Regions from separate parts of the Homo sapiens genome. Here region 1 is linked to region 2. A link is a contact called in ENCODE Hi-C or POLR2A ChIA-PET data. All regions are on one chromosome and are shown on one strand. Each heading gives the region's core, a stretch centred on a gene start or an enhancer-like site at or near the end of the contact. The rest is flanking DNA. Distances are from core to core; before and after follow the strand shown.

Evidence for each region. Hi-C counts contacts between places; a loop is a spot of excess contacts on that map. ChIA-PET counts read pairs that join two places held with the same protein, here RNA polymerase II (POLR2A). Pooled maps may share reads with other maps.
Region 1: a map of GM12878 shows a loop between it and region 2 (5-fold over the local background). The contact joins the promoter of SMIM26 here to the enhancer-like site in region 2. A Hi-C loop is called at or near these places in 8 of 168 maps with a recorded cell type or tissue (CD4-positive, alpha-beta T cell, Caco-2, GM12878 and 5 more), 32 of 37 single-sample maps with no recorded cell type and 17 of 50 pooled maps. POLR2A ChIA-PET finds 5 or more read pairs at or near these places in 1 of 52 experiments (OCI-LY7).

What each region holds. Positions count from the first base shown.
Region 1 is chr20:18,566,141-18,568,840 of GRCh38, reverse strand. SMIM26 (small integral membrane protein 26) reads right to left here and starts at 1,409. Exons shown (of 2, transcript NM_001348957.2): 1 at 1,245-1,409. The coding sequence starts at 1,362. RefSeq lists a silencer at 1,276-1,558 and an enhancer at 1,622-1,721.
Region 2 is chr20:18,411,016-18,413,727 of GRCh38, reverse strand. It overlaps DZANK1 (double zinc ribbon and ankyrin repeat domains 1), which reads left to right. Exons shown (of 21, transcript NM_001367614.1): 13 at 875-1,082. Among named protein-coding and RNA genes, the nearest start is that of LINC00851, 33 kb to the right of the region's middle. RefSeq lists a silencer at 177-226 and an enhancer at 1,097-1,146. Within about 2 kb of position 1,272, at least 4 of the 41 ENCODE cell types and tissues checked have a DNase peak (open chromatin) inside an H3K27ac peak, as active enhancers do; they include GM12878 and OCI-LY7, where a contact is called at or near this core.

The DNA.
Region 1 (2,700 bases), core at 160-2,659, 150 kb before region 2:
AGCGCCAGTGCACTCCAGCCTGGGCGACAGAGCTAGACTCTGTCTCAAAAAAAAAATAAAACAATTCGCCGGGCAGCAGTGGCCTGCGCCTGCAATCCCAGCTACTCGGGAGGCTGAGGCAGGAGAATCACTTGAGCCCGGAGACGCAGGTTGTGGTGAGCCGAGATCATGCCACTGCACTCAAGCCTGGGCGACAGGGTGAGACCTTGTCAAAAAGAAAAAAAAAAAGAACGAAAGAAAGAAAACATAAATATGGACATTAAAATATTTTTACTTTATATATAAATGTAAAGTATTTTTACCATATATTACATATAAAGTAAATATAAAATATTATATATAAAAATTTCTTTTTCTTTTGGTAGAGATGGGGGTCTCCCCATGTTGCCCAGGCTGGTCCCGAACCCCTGGGCTCAAGCAATCTCCCACCTCGGCCTCCCAAAGTTATGGGATTACAGGCGTGAGCCACTGCACCCGGCCAAAATGTTTTTAAATGCTTAATGCTGGACACATGTACTTTCAGGCCACTGACAGCTTCATCACCAAATGTAATCTTCAGCATAGTTTTTACACAACAACTTTACTGAGATATAATTAACATATACGATTAACCCACTTAAAATATACAATTTAATGTTTTTAGTATATTCAGATTTGTGCAACCAGCACCACAATCAATTTAAAAATACTTTCATCCACAAAAGGAATCCATACCTTTGGCAGTCATTCCCCAACTCCCCAACCCCTCAGCCCCTAGCAACCACACTAATCAACTTAATGTCTCTACAGATTTCCAGCATATTTTTCAAAGCTGAGAGACTTTTCTCCCTTTGCGCTTAGTAACTGGAAGATTTTAATACGCCTTGGCTGCTAAAAGTACTGAAATTGCTCGCCATATACGATGAGGGACAGTAGTACTGAAGCATCACTCTTTAAAAATCACCGGCCAGAGTCTCTGAAAGTCCACCTTGCACTTTACACAGATTCCTCCAATTCTGAATATGGGGACGGCCCTATCCAGTAAATGATTCAGATTTAGGAAACAATATTTACAAGGTATTAATAATTCCTGGAGTCTAGTTCTTTGCAGATTCCATTATAACAAACGGCTGTTAGCACCCGTTTCAATTAGTTTTGCAGAATAAACCTGGGATTTAAAGGACAGGGAAGTTGTTTCCATGACCCCCGGGGAACTCTCATCGAAGGCCGTGTGTTCCGGGGCAGGCCCCGCCGAAGAGCCCTACCTGACGACTTCGCCATTGTCCGGCTATAGTAAAGCAGTGAGCCCAACACAGACCAGGTGCCGATCCCGTAGACCACCGACATCCGCCGGTACCAGGCCGTGAACTCATTTCGATACATGGGTACGCCAGCGAGTGCCTCGATTCTCGCAGGCCCACGGCAGAGGCGGGACTTCCGGTGAGGGCGTCGCTGCGGTCCCTGCCGCCGGAACCATTAAGGAGCCGCCAGTTTTCAGCGTCCGCTTCCGGCTCTGCCCCGATGCACCTTGGGGCCTCTGGCCCGGAAAGTCGCTCAGGTGTCCGGACTTTCGGGTGTAGAACTGTGGGCGTGCGATACTTTTTACCACGTGACGAGGACTAAATGACAACTTAGAGGAGAAGCTTCTCACTTGCAAAATTGTAATGCCTTCGTGGGCTCCAGACGGTATCCGAAAAGGTTACTTCCAATTCCTCTTCCAGTTTTCAGATTTGCAGGGATACCGCTTGTCTCTCCCCGCAACTCTTCTTTTCCTCCATTTTTCTTTCCGGAACTCTGGGTGAACTTTAAATACTTCCAGGCCAAAGCTAATCCCTCCACTAGGCTCTGGGTACTATTTTTTCCAGCCTCAGTGGCCTTTCCCCTCATTGACACCCTAAGTCCTCCCCCATCTTCATTATTGACGTTTATCCTTCATACAAACGTGCCCATGTCTCAAAAACAAAAAATCTCCTTCGACTCCGACCACCTCCAGCTTTTGTCTTATGCATACATTTTTTAAAGCAAGATGCCCTCAATAGACTGAACAACTTAAGAGCAAGTGTGATGTGCTTGGCACAAGGTAGGCCCGGTAAATTAACGTTAAGTACTTTTCAGCCACACTCAAACTTGGTTTCGAAAGCATTTGCCACCACTGACCCCACCTGCACCTTTCATGGCTTCAGAAACATCATTTTCCCTGGTATCCTTCAGGGTTCTTTTCACCTTGCCCACCCTTTAAAAACTGATGTTCTGCCCTACAGAAATAGATAAAAAACTTAACTCTGAATGGATCGCTGACTTAAATGTAAAAGCTAAAACTATTTAATATAAGCCTAGAAAAAAACCAGGAGAATATGTTTGCCATCTTGGAATAAGCACAGAATTCTTAGAATAAAAAAGGCATCCCAAGCGGGGTGGCTCATGCCTGTAACCCCAGCACTTTGGGAGGTAGAGCAGGGAGGATTGCTTGAACCCAAGAGTTCCAGACCAGCAAGGCCAACATAGTGAGACCCCATCTCATTTTATATATATATGCATAAAGCGAAAATGGATAAATAGGGCTTTTAAAAAAAAATTAAAATTTTTGCTCTTTGAAGGTCACAGTTGAGAAAATGAAAAGCCAAGCCACAGAATAAAATATTCATAATAACATATATCTAACAAAAGGACTTGGATCCAGAATATATGAGGACGCTTTACAACTCAGTTATAAAAATACAG
Region 2 (2,712 bases), core at 23-2,522:
GCTCACTGCAACCTCTGCCTCCCAGGTTCAAGCAATTCTTCTGCCTCAGTCTCCTGAGTAGCTAGGATTACAGGCCCGTGCCACCATGCCCGGCTAATTTTTGTATTTTTAGTAGAGATGGGGTTTCACCATGTTGGTCGGGCTGATCTCGAACTCCTTACCTCGTGATCCACCCACCGTGGCCTCCCAAAGTGCTGAGATTACAGGCATGAGCCACCATGCCCAGCCGTTCATGGCTTTCTTAACCCAGTTTGAAAGATTTAAATCCTAAACTGCCACTAGCCCTTATTCCTTTGTGCAAATGAAACAAAGGTGTTCTTTTCTCAAGACACTTGACTGCCATCTATTGGAAATTGCTTGTAATATACTGGTTTCTCTACTAGAAAAATTACCCTAATACATATGCAAATATATGATGTTCACCATATGAATGGTACTACTTTGAATGCAGTGACGTTGTGCAACGCACAACCTTTCATGGTAGTCCTCTCAGGTCCCCAGGTTTAGATGCAGGAAAGTATGTTAGAGAAAATGTTGGTGACCAGTGGCTGAGTGTGGATTAGTAGTGAAGTCTATGCTCTATTGGATTACAGAGCTGAAAAGGATAGATATCTTCCAGGCATCAAGCAGGCCGGCAAACACCCCTTGATTTGCTGACTTTTAGATAATAAATGGCTAATCCTGGATCAGGCTGGAAGTTGCTGAGAAAGACAGGAGCAAGGAAGATGAGGCAAAGGCTGGAAAACCCTATTAGTTCCAAGTACACTTTTCTTGAGATACTTTTTATTCTGATTAGAGTTGTTTTCTATAAGTAAAATGCAAGATTGATTAAATTATATTCTAATTTTAAAAATGTCTTCTGCCTCACGCATGGCCCCGATGTGCCTGGCAGTCCCTGAATATTCCTTTGCCCAGATCTGATGTTGGGACTAAGAGGGACATAGGAACACAGACTGTTGGCCTCTTCTACCCATCTGGCAAGCTGCTAGCAAAAAAGGAACAGGAACTAGCCTCTCAAAAGCAGAGGCAGGAGAAAATGAGTGACCATAAACCCCTCCTGACAGCCATCAGCCCAGGAAGAGGTAAGGGGGAGGATGCCCTTTCTTCTGGTCGGGAGGGAATTCACTCTTTCTGTGAAAGAACATTTCATTTTCTCTTCCTTTTAGATTTATTTGTATGTGTAAGAAGTAAGTTTCTTTCTTTTCCTCTTTTTCAAGTAATTTTCTTTGTATTGGAAAAAGAAGCTCTTCCTGTAAGCTCCTTCTTAAACTTTCAGTATTCTGATGTTTTAGCTCATAGCCCTGTAGTCTAGTTCCTCAGTCACATGGCGCATGTGGGTTTCTTTTGTCGTGACGGCATGTTGTTAGTGCACAGTGCTATTGCTATCTGCCATTATCCCTTTTTTTAATTGTAAAATTTAAATAACATAAAATTCACCATTTTGACTATTTTTAAGTCTATAATTTGGGCCAGTTGTGGTGACTCATGCCTGCAATCCCAGCACTTTGGGAGGCCAAGGCTGGAGGATCTCTTGAGTCTAGTCTGGCCAACAAAGTGAGACCCTGTCTCTACAATTTTTTTTTTAAAGCAGTCATTTGTGGTGGTGCATGCCTGTGGTCCCAGCTACATGCTTCAAATTTCATTTTGAAATTTAATCTCTATTGTGGTGGTATTAAGTGGCGGGACGTTTTGGAAATTGATCATGAGGATGGAGCCCTCATGAATAGATCAGTGCCTTATGAAAGGGCTGGAGGGAATGAGTTAAGGCCCCTTTTTGTCCTTTGGCCCTCCCTCCATGTGAGGACACAACGTTGCCCTCCTTTGGAGGATGCAGCAACGAGGCACCATTTTGGAAGCAGAGAGACCAGGCCCTCCCCAGACACCTAACCTGCAGGGACCTTTATTTTGGACTTCTAGCTTCCAGAATGTGAGAAATAAATTCCTGTTCTTTATAAATTACCCAGTCTCAAGTATTTTGTTTATAGCAGCACAAATGGACTAAGACAGTTTGCTAGTATTTTCTTGAAGACTTTTGTGTCTATATTTATAAGAGATATTAGTCTGCAGTTTTCTTCTTTCCTTCTACTGTCTGTCTGATTTTGGTATCAGGATAATGGTAGCCTTATAGAAACACTTCTTTTTTTTTGAAGTGGTTATGAAGAATTGGTATTAACTATTATTTAAATTTTGGTAAATTACCTGTGAAGCTATCTGGATCTGATGTTTGTCTAGTGGGCAATTCTGATTACTCTTTACTTTTTATAGGTCTGTTCAGATTTTCTATTTCTTGTTGAATCAGTTTTGGTAGTTTGTGTTTTTCCAGATATTTATCTATTTCATCTGATTAATTTATTAGCATACAGTTGTTTGTGATACTCTTTTATAATCTTTTTTATTTCAATAAAGTTGGTGATAACATCTCCTATTTCATTTCTAATTCTAGTAACTTGAGATGTCACTTTTTTTGGTCAATCTTACTAAAGGTTTATCAATTTCATTGATCTTTTCCAAGAACCAACTTTTGGTTTTATTGATTTTCTATTATTTTTATATTCTGTATTTCACTAAATTCCACTCTCATCATGATTTCCTTCTTTCTTCTTACTTTAAGTTGACTTTGCTCTTCTTTTCCTCGTTTAAGGTCAAAGATTAGGGTGATGATTTTGAGATCTTTCTTCAGAATGTGAACATTTGCTGCTATAAATTTCTGTT